Regions from separate parts of the Homo sapiens genome. Here region 2 is linked to region 1. The links are chromatin contacts, found by Hi-C or POLR2A ChIA-PET in ENCODE. All regions are on one chromosome and are shown on one strand. Each heading gives the region's core, a stretch centred on a gene start or an enhancer-like site at or near the end of the contact. The rest is flanking DNA. Distances are from core to core; before and after follow the strand shown.

Region 1 (5,245 bases), core at 817-3,316:
TGAGAAATGTGAGACGTAAAAGTGAATTGGAGAGAGATCCCACTTCCCCACGTGCCAGAAAAGGCAGACAACAACTCCCTCCTCAGAGCTGTTAGAAAGCCAACATCTCGCGGTTGGCAGGCACTGGCCCTGGATGAGGAATTCCTGGGTCGCCCCCCTTAGAACATGTCTGGTTTTGGAAACAGGTTAAAAATACTTGAGGAGGGCATGGCACGCTCAGTCTGCTTCCCTGATGTTTGAAATAGGCCAGGAATGTGGGCCGGGAAGCCCAGAGGAGCCTGCGTGTCCCGCAGGGTTTTGTAGTTGGAGCCTGGGGTTTCTCCTCTCCATCATCACCCCCTTTAACTGCCAGTGACCACATGCCAGATTCATGAAGGGCACACTGAAATTGACGAAGACCTGTGCCATGGGTAGCGGGAAAAACTGGGCTCCCTTTAGTAAGCAGGATGGTGTTGAGGTCTCGGAGGCAGGCAAGGGGTGGGCTCGGAATCTCTCCTGGAAGAGAAAAGAGAAGGGAATTTGGATTCTGTATACAAATATAGAAATTCCCTAAGAGTTTAAATTTGAACATGGCATTCAGGGGAGAAGATTATGGGTTCCAAGCCTTTTCCTTCTTCCCCTTCTTGTGAATAACTCACTCAGCTGCTTGCATCTGTGTCCTAAGGCTGTGAACCGAAGAGCTGGGCAGTCCACAGTTGGTTTGAGCCTCAGAGTACCTTGCTTAGTAAAGGTTTGTTTTAGGAGGGATGACACAAACTTTTGAGTAACTCTCAAGTCTTGAACTATGAAACTTCGTAGGATGTCAACACTAAAATGAACCTTACCGATTATCTCATCTAGTGGTTTTCAAACATTTGGAAAATTGGTACAGCCCTTTTTTTAAGCAAAATCTTAGAACTTGAATAAACCAGGTAGAAGGTGGTAGGCCCAGACTTCCTCTCCCACTCTTGACACCCTGAGCTCCTCCCTCTGTACTCACAGCCCTCAAAGTGCTCCTCTCTCAGAGAACCATCCATTGCAGAGACCAGGGAGCTGTGGCCCATGCCCCATGTAGCACCGTTTCATGGCAGAACCAGCTCTGACTTCCAGGCCAGTGGCAAGTCCCTGCAGTACCTTGGTTTATTTTGATGTAGGAAAAGCTCTGGGTAGTAAGAGTGAAGAGTCAAACAGCTACGACTGAGAGTGAGGAGAAAGACAACACTGCCCATGGTTCCTGACACCCAGGGTCACTTTTTACCAACCTAACTCTGGGTCACATGACGTACTCGTATTCTGAAACTGTTGGTTTCCTGGATGTCTACCTGTGATGTCTTGGATCCATGTGGTTCTCTCTGCCTAAAATATCCTCTCTTGATTCACCTTCTTAACAACAGCTTTCTGGAGATATAATTCACATAACATAACATTTACACTTTTAAAGTGTACGGTCCAATGGTTTTTAGCACACGCAAGAGTTGTGCAGCTAGCTGGGCATGGTGGCTCATGCCTGTAATCCCAGCACTTCGGGAGGGCAAGACAGGCGGATCACTTGAGTCCAGGAGTTCAAGACCAGCCTGACCAACATGGTGAAACCCTGTCTCTACTAAAAAATAAAAAAATTAGCCAAGCATGGTGGCAAGCACCTGTAGTCCCAGCTACTCGGGAGGCTGAGGCAGGAGACTTGCTTGAACCTGGGAGGCGGAGGTTGCGGTACTCGAGATCGCTCCATTGCACTGCAGCCTGGGTGACAAAAAAAAAAAAAAAGAGTTGTGCAGCTATCAGCATTCGGCATCCCACGCTGTCTGCCTTTGACAGACAGAGATGCTCTCTGTCTGCACCTTAGTCCTTGGGCTGCTTTGCGACCTGCCCTAACTGCCAGCCCTGCCTCACTTTCTGTAACTCAGCTCAGATGTGGCCCCCTGGAGATGTCCCCTCCAGTCTCCCCTGCTTGGTCGTTTCTATGGGTGACTCAGTGAAATTACAGCAAAACCTGATGAGACATCCCTCCAGTGGAAGGAATCCAGTGTGAAACATTGTGGCCAGACAGCCTGGGTGACTTTTGTGCTGAGAACAGCGAAGCAACCCGACTTGTTGAGTCTGCCTTAGCACCCGCTCCCCCACTCAGACACGTAAACATGGCACAAACACTCCCACTTGAAGGGAAACAGAAGTATTACTGGAATCATGGTAGGTCATGGAGGTTTAGAAGCTTGTGATCGTGAGGATTTTTGGAGAATCTGTTGGAGGAAGCCAGACCTCCGCCCTCTGACTCAGTGGCTCCGTGCTCTGAGCTGGTCAGCCTCTGCTGTGGCTTCAAAGGTCATTCGCCTCCCAAGGGGCTATCAGGACCCCTGGGGCGAGGAGTACAGGGCTCAGCACCTCGCCTGGCTCATCGGGAGACTGAGCAGGTGTGGCAGGATGACTGTGGCTCACCTCCGTGTGTGGGCCCTGGAGGTCACGGAGTTCCTCATCATGGAGCAGATCCTCTCGGACTTGAGGGTGTTTCACAGGCTTTCAGATTCTAAAGTATCCCCTGCGTTGCCATTGCCCATGGTTGCCTGGCCGTGTGACTCCTTATTGTCACTTTCTGCCTCAGGTGTCTCGTTTCTGCTAAACAGAACATGTGAGATTTCCCTGGCATCCCCACCAGTGTCGACGTGCAGATGAATATCAACCCACAGACCCCGATGCTGTTGGTCTGTCCCTCTGGGCGATCATGAGCCCCCCAGATCAGTGGTAAAGAACAGCCCTTCCTATGCTGCCCCATCTGGCTCCTCCCGCATTCGGGTGGCGCGCGCCCTCAGGCTTCCCCCTGCATTCTTATTTTGTAACTTCCATGGTAGCCCATTCATAGTTTTCACCCTAAACTCTAGGTTTAGACGTGGACATTTGGCACACATGTGGTTTATAAAGCCTGAGGCCAGGCCTAACCCTTAGTATCCAGTGATGATGAAATGGATGCATTTCCCATTTCCCTCCCTGAAATTAGGTCTTGATGCTGTACCCTAGTAGGTGGCTGGTATGAGAGGTTCCGTTCGCGTTGACCTTGTGTGAAAAACCAATCTTGCCAAGTACTTCTCTCTGCCACCATCCAGCTGGTGACTCTTTCAGCTGAATTATTTTGCCTGCTAGGTTACTCACCAGGTGTCATTCTAGAGTCCGCACGGCCTTAGGGTGGGATCGCATGGCTTTCATTGAATTACCTGCTGTGTGACCATAGCCAAGTTGCTTAACCTACCTGTGCCTCTTTTTTTCACCTGTAAACAGTAATGTGGGATAATAACACCCCTGCCTTCTGCAGGGTTGCTGTGATGATAAAATGAGGATGTGTGTTACATGCCTTTTAAATGGTAAGACCTAAACATCTTTGCTGTTATTCCAATCATAACTTTGATAGTTCAGTAAGTCCTCACTTAATGTTGTCCATAGGTTCTTGGGAATTATGACCTACAGCAGGCCCTTGAATAATGTTTCATTAAAATGTTGACGAGAACAAAAATTTGGTTTCACTATGTATCTTTTCACTTAAACGAGAGGACAGAGATCCTCTGTGAAATTACAGTGTCTTTGGAGAAAAATCAACTTATATATGAGTTATGTTTGTGTATTTTTACCTGGTCTTTTCCCAAAAAGATTTCAGGTGACAGAAGAATACAAGCCAATACGATAATCTTTTTTTTTTTAATTTTTTGAGACAGAGTCCTCTCTGTCACCCAGGCTGGAGTGTAGTGGCGCCATCTCGGCTCACTGCACCCTCCGCCTCCCAGGTTCAAGCGATTCTCCTCCCTTAGTCTCCTGAGTAGCTGGGATTACAGGTGCTCGCCACAGTGCCTAATTTCTTTTTTTTTTTTTTTTTGTATTTTTATTAGAGGTGGGGTTTCACCGTGTTGGTCAGGCTGGTCTCGAACTCCTGGCCTCAAGTGATCCTCCTGCCTCGGCCTCCCAAAGTGCTGGGATTACAGGCATGAGCCACTGCGTCTGGCCAATAATCCTTAATAAAAATGTGGACTGAGAAAGCTGGACCGAGGACTGAGGACCGTCCGGGAAGAGAACAGCAGCTACCCCGTGCTTGCCTTCATGCTGGGAAGGCTGCGGGTCTGGCTTTAGGAGGAGCCTGTGTAGGGTACGAGGGGCAGCGGCAGCTCCACAGCAGGCGGCAGCCCACGCCCAGTGGGTGCACACCTTCATCCAACTCAGGGCTGGCAGTCAGGAAGATGAAATGCCATCCACGTCAAGTTTCGGTCTGTCTCCCACTCACCGAAGAATAGTCCCTCCTTTAAGGGAGGTGCTGAAGAGTGCTGAGAACTTGCTTCCCACCAAGGCAGGCTTGGGCTTCAAAAGATCAGAACCTGACCCAAGTGGCCCTAGTTTTCCACCATCCCACACCATCCCACCAACGCTTCAGAAGTCCTGCCAGCATCAAGCCGGGCATGAGGCCGTCCAGACAGCTCATCACTGCCCTGGGGAGACACATGCATGTCACAAACCTGTGAGGCTCAAGACCGCATCCTGCACAGGGTGCAGGAGTAGAGGCGGGGCAACGGCCTCTGCCGTCGCGGCTTTGGGAGGTTGCAGTGGAAGAGGCAGGCGTGGCCGAATCAGACCCTGAAGGATGACTTAGGTGGAACACGGGGAAGAAAGGTGGTCTGGATAGACATGCAGGATGCTGGGTGTGGGGCAAGCCTGAGTCAGGGGAGCCTCCCTGTGCTCCTTAGCCTGAGGCCATCGCCTGGCTGTAGGCGGCAGCTTCTCCTGCCGGCTGGCTGGCCGGCTGCAGGCAGTTCTCAGCACTAAGTCCAAGATGACTTCCATTCTGGTGACTCGAAGGTGGTTTTGTATGTTGTGCTTCATCTCTCAGGGACGAGTCCTTAATTAAAAGCAGCCGGGAGCTTAGAGAGACCCTGGCTTCTCTGCACACAGGTGATGGGTTGTGTGCCTGGCCAGGAAATGGTTCATTTAATTAGGCTCCGAGGGCCTGGTTCATCCCCTTCAGGGAAGCTTAAGGTTACATGTGGACAACAGGAGCCTTGTGTGTGCCTGTGGTTGACCCAAATGTAGTGATTTTCATTTCTCCTTTCCATTTGTCTTCTTTGTTCTGCCCCTTCCTGACCCTTTCTTTAGGAAACCGTTGTGGCCCCTTCCAGGCTGTGAGATTCCAGAGGGCAAAGCTTTGGGGTTTGGAGTATGAATGGCTGAAAGCGAGCCCAGGAGGCCTGCTTTTGTTTATTATTTATCTCTGGATGGTCAGGGCACCTGTCTGAGAAAA
Region 2 (5,245 bases), core at 1,046-3,545, 230 kb before region 1:
ATGCTTTATTACATTTGCAAGGACTTAGCCAAACTTATCAGCAACGCTGACCCAAAGCTCTGATTGATAATTATGTTTCTGATTAATAGAAAATAGACATAGGAATTACTTTTTTAAACAAATACAGCTGACTTCAAATTGGATCAACTTATTCTTACTAATTTAAACTCAGTGAAACTGGCTCTGATCCATTTCAACTAGTTTAAGTATCTCAAATCAGGTTTAAACTGGATCAAACTGCTTTCCTTTGAAATGACCCTCCCCACTTTAAACAGCTTTCGACCAGCATAGAAAGTAGGTAAGAGTCTGGCCTCCGGAATCAGGTTCAGATTCCACCTGCATTGTTTTCACCTACTTGTCCTTGGGCAAGTTAATTTGCCCTTCCAAAAACTGTTTCTTCATCCATAAAATGAGGATAATAGTACTTTTATCATAAGCTTGTAAAAAGTAAGCCTCGTGATATATGTTCTGCCTAGCTCAAACTGGATGGACCGGGAATAAAGATGACTTGATTGACAGTTGATAATGAGCTCTTTTTTTCTAGCCCCAGTTTCTTCCCCGTAAAGATTCATCACCTGCCCACTCCTCCTTCAAGAATTCTTGACATCTTCCTCCACCTCCACTTTCTGGCTCTGAACTCCTTAAGTGAGGGTCAAACAATTGAAGCCAATTATCCTGAATGCAAATGCCCAGTAATAGTTCTATGTTCCTACCTGGGCGGAAGCTCCTAGAGTTCTCTTTCTTCAGTGTCTTTTCCCCTTCTCCCCTCCTAGCCTAGCTCAAAGACCATGTGCTCCGTAAATAAGTGTGTGTGTGTGTGTGTGTGTGTGTGTGTGTGTGGTTTTTAATTTTTTTTAAGACAGGGTCTCACTCTGTCACCCAGGCTGAAGTGTAGTGTCATGATCATGGCTCACTGCAGCCTCAACCTCCTGAGCTCAAGTGATCTTCCCTCCTCAGCCTCCCAAGTAGCTGGGACAACAGGTGCATGCCACCATCCCTGGCTAATTTTTGTGTTTTTTGTAGAGATGGGGTCCTGCTATGTTGCCCAGGCTGGTCTGGAACTCCTGGGCTCAAGCAATCCACCTGCCTCAGCCTCCCAAAGTGCTGGGGTTACAGGTGTGATCCACTGTGCCCAGCCTGCAACAACCCCTTAGGTTAAGGCAACTCCCCGTGGTCACCTGGCAAATAAGTGGTAGAGTGGGAACTTAGATCCAGTCCCCTGACTCCAAATCATTTACAGCCCTGCCTCTCCCTTGGTTCTTCTTTGTCAGGGCACTTGACAGCAGAACAGTTGTCACTCTTGATCCACACAGAGGCCGCTCATTAGACATGGGGCTTCTCCCCTGCTCCTGCCCAAGTCTGTCTTTACCCCAATACCATGATTTGGTGTCCAAGGGGAAGCGATGCTTGCAGCGCACTTTAAGAAAAAAGTGGTGATAGCTTCCAGATGAGCTTATTATTCTAAATTTAACATTCCTTTTGGTACTTAGAATTTCCACTTTCTCCCTTCCACCCCGTTTGCATTTAGGTAATTAGAAAGCACGCAACAGGAAAACATTTGTGTCTCAGTACCATTCAGGATAAAGGCTGTCCAAGCGCCATGGAGTCACATCCTTGTGGAAATACTTTGCAGAGTTTATTTGGACAGGTTCAAAAATAGTCCTTCGACAATACAATCAGATCGAACCACGACAAGTAAAATGCAATTATGGGTTGGTTACATTTTTAAAAAATGTAAACAGGTTTGGGAAAACTAAAAGCAAAACTACATCGTCATCTCCTCCATTCCCAACCCCTGCATTTCTTACAAGCAGGACTTCAAGACGGCATCTGCAATCTTTTGAAATGGATGAGAGGATGACACTCACTAAAGGAGACAGCTCAACAGTGTGTTCTGAGGCCATTTCTCAGAACAAAGGCATACTTCTGCATAAGGCAAATGCAGCCTGATAAAGCTTCCCCTAGTGGGTACATGGAATGCCAAAGTCATTCACCTAAATGAGCTCAAAATACATATTGTTCTGGGCCAAATTATACAGTGTCAAGCTCAGACTGTATGTATTTATGTATGTTGGCAGAGCAGGCCACTTTTGGGGCGCCACAGCTTTATCCTAGCATCCTGTGCCCTGCTGGGTTCCCATCGCTGTCTCCCCAAACCCATGAATTTCCTTGGATTTGGTTCCAGAAAGGCAGACAAGAAACAAAGTCAGTTGCACAAGCCCACAAGGGAACAGGGCCCCAGAGGACTTGAATTTCTAATGAAACTTAAGAGTAACACAGAATGTGTGCCTTTGCCAACAAGCCGGGACTTTCTGAAGGTTGATCTGAGATGGGGGCAGGGAGTGGGGACAAGATCAAGTGTGCTTTGGGCCAGCCTCCGCTAAGGGCAACAAGGCGGGAATACAAAGCTATCTAGAACTAAAGCAACTGGCCAGTGCTTCCTGTGGCCTCTATCCAGAACTATTCCCTCAGACAGCTGACCCCTTTCTCAGAGCACTTCAGTGGTGCTTCCAAGGTGCCAAAGGGATCCATCCAAATAAATGCCTAAAGCCTAACAGCTAATGAGATAGAGAACTTTCATTCCAATGCCCCTCTCCACTCCCTATTTTTCTAATGTGTCTAGGGAATTTGTGGCTACCTTGTGTTTTGTCTTTTTTGGAAGGGGGCATGTTATTCTTCTCTCTGCCTGAATGAGGATGGGAAAATGACAGAAAAATTGGGGAAGGAAAATGCTTTTTTTTTTTTTTTTTTTTTGAGACAGATTCTCGCTCTGTCGCCGGGCTGGAGTGCAGTGGCGCGATCTCAGCTCACCGCAACCTCTGCCTCCCGGGTTCAAATGATTCTCCTGCCTCAACCTCCTGAGTAGCTGGGACTACAGGTGTGCGCCACCATGCCCAGCTGATTTTTATATTTTTAGTAGAGACAGGGTTTTACAATGTTGGCCAGGATGGTCTTGATCTCTTGACCTCATGATCCACCTGCCTTGGCCTCCCAAAGTGCTGGGATTACAGGTGTGAGCCACCGCATCCGGCCAGGAAATTACTTTTAAAGCAAATAGGAGGCTGGGTGCGGTGGCTCACGCCTGTAATCCCAGCACTTTGGGAGGCCGAGGCGGGAGGATCACCTGAGGTCGGGAGTTGGAGACCAGCATGACCAAGGAGAAACACCGTCTCTACTAAAAATACAAAATTAGCCAGGTGTGATGGCGCATGCCTGTAATCCCAGCTACTCGGGAGGCTGAGGCAGGAGAAGCGCTTGAACCCAGGAAGCGGAGGTTGCAGCAGGCCGAGATCGCCACCATTGCACTCCAGCCTGGGCAACAAGAGCAAAATTCCATCTCAGAAATAAATAAATAAATAGTAAGAAAACAAGTGGAAGGGATGAAACAGGCTGCACATTATTTTTCTTTCAATTATATGGGTTGCCTTAATCATAGAATGAAGAGGACCAAGTGAAAAACAGCCAAGTAGCAATAAAGAGGAAAACAAGCCCAGAGGGCAGAGGAGCCTGGACAGTTTGCAGGGCAGAGCCTAGCAGACCTTTCTGGAAAAGGGAGTGGGGAGGCTGAGGGAGGGTATTTGCTACCCTGAATGTACTCACTATAGCACTTGCAAGAACTAAGGTCTAATCAATGTTCCAGAACTGGAGTCAGACATGAGTTGTACCCTATTGCCCAGCCTCCCCCTCCATGCCTTTCCCCTGCCCCTACACACCCTGGCTATGCTGAACTACTTGCGATTTCCCAGCTATAATATGCATTACATGATCCTGAGCAAACACAGAGGCTACCCTCCTTCTGTCTGGGATTCCCAGTCAACTTCGGGTCCCAGCGCAGGCATTCCGTCGCCTGTGGGGCCATCCTAGGGAGACATAGTTGCTCCTTCTCCTTTGTTCTCAGTGTACTTTGCCTACACCTCTCTTCTCCATTAAAACACTTCTTTCAGAGTTGTGTTTGCACGTCTGTCTTTCCATCAGACTCTAAGCTCCTTGAAGGCAGAAGCCTGTGTCTATTTATCCATTTATCTCTGCTGCTTACAACAGTGCCTCGCTTACAGTAGATGATAAATCAACATTTACAGGATACAGGGGCAAGTGGGATCGGGCTCTCCCTATCTTAATTCTACGATAAGGAAAAAGAAATAAGAACGGCTGAGCGCTGGGGTTCTGTATATCGTCTGAAGAAATTGCTAAAATATGACTTTTGCATCTAGCATCCCTGGTTCAAGTGAAACCACAGGAACAAACTCAGAGGGGCATCAGAAGTGGCCCTTTTGTCCTCAAACTTCAGCTGCTACGTGAAGATAAAATTAACCCCAATCGGGCTCCTCCGGCCAGGTGGGTATGCCATGAGCTTTCCTCCGCCCTCCAGAGCTGAAGCTTGGACTGTCTCAAGCTCTATGAAGCTGCAGGACTTGACTTCAATGGAGTGGGCCATCCACACAGCCAGGATTCTTCCCCTGCTAATACAGCAGCAGTGGGACCGCCTTGCAGTAGGCACAGCGGAGATGTGCCCTGCCAGGTCCCCAGGTGAGAACACACGAAGAGGTGCCACAGAAGGAAAGGCGCCTTAAGACATCAGTCATCTCCATCAGGCCACGCAGCAGCAATCTTCAACTTCTGATTACGAGGTGGAAGCAGTTCTGAAAACTACGCCTGAGGGGGCAAATGGGAAGGATACCCAACAACTGGTTTCAGGGGGTTCTCAGAGAGGCTGTGAGCAGGTGGCTACAGCTGCTGGCAGTTCACACACAGTCCTCCTCATGCTCAGAGACCAAAGGTGAAGAAACAAAGGCCATGCAATGGACTTCCTCTTTTTGTTTAATTTATTTAAGACCACCTCCTTACAACTTCCAGAGAGAAAATACAAAACAAGAAACAGACTTGGTTTCAAATGCATAACCAGGTGCTGGAGTTTAAAGCATTACTGATAACATTGTTACAGAAGAATGGCAGCTTACTCCAGGGCACTTCAGTATTCCTGAGGAATAAACATGATTTCTCTTGTCCTCCCGCTGGGATGTTCTCAGGTGAAGTCACTGCTCCTGCTCCTGTAAAGCAAGGACATTCAGCTTAAAACTGTGCAGACGGCATTCTGACAACCCTCTCTAATTGCTGTATCAGGTCAGACCCAAAGGGCCAGAAGCCAAAACCTTATCACACTGTTTACGTTAAAACTGTCTCACAACAGGACTATGTACACCCTACCTAGGTTCCTAAGAGTGCCATCCAGCCCCAATCTTCCAGG

The links. A loop is a pair of places that touch in the nucleus more often than their neighbours do. ChIA-PET counts read pairs that join two places held with the same protein, here RNA polymerase II (POLR2A).
Region 2: a loop to region 1 is called in a map of astrocyte of the cerebellum, with 4 times the contacts of the local background. The contact joins two enhancer-like sites. A Hi-C loop is called at or near these places in 1 of 168 maps with a recorded cell type or tissue (astrocyte of the cerebellum). POLR2A ChIA-PET finds 5 or more read pairs at or near these places in 4 of 52 experiments (H1, RWPE1, activated CD4-positive, alpha-beta T cell and 1 more).

Annotation. Positions count from the first base shown.
Region 1 is chr1:19,395,377-19,400,621 of GRCh38, reverse strand. All of the region lies in intron 2 of CAPZB (capping actin protein of muscle Z-line subunit beta), which reads left to right. Among named protein-coding and RNA genes, the nearest start is that of SLC66A1, 86 kb to the right of the region's middle. Within about 2 kb of position 2,066, at least 3 of the 41 ENCODE cell types and tissues checked have a DNase peak (open chromatin) inside an H3K27ac peak, as active enhancers do.
Region 2 is chr1:19,626,190-19,631,434 of GRCh38, reverse strand. All of the region lies in intron 1 of MICOS10-NBL1 (MICOS10-NBL1 readthrough), which reads right to left. MICOS10 (mitochondrial contact site and cristae organizing system subunit 10) reads right to left here. Exons shown (of 4, transcript NM_001032363.4): 4 at 1,615-5,048. The coding sequence ends at 5,034. Among named protein-coding and RNA genes, the nearest start is that of NBL1, 15 kb to the left of the region's middle. RefSeq lists a silencer at 2,374-2,574. Within about 2 kb of position 2,295, at least 3 of the 41 ENCODE cell types and tissues checked have a DNase peak (open chromatin) inside an H3K27ac peak, as active enhancers do.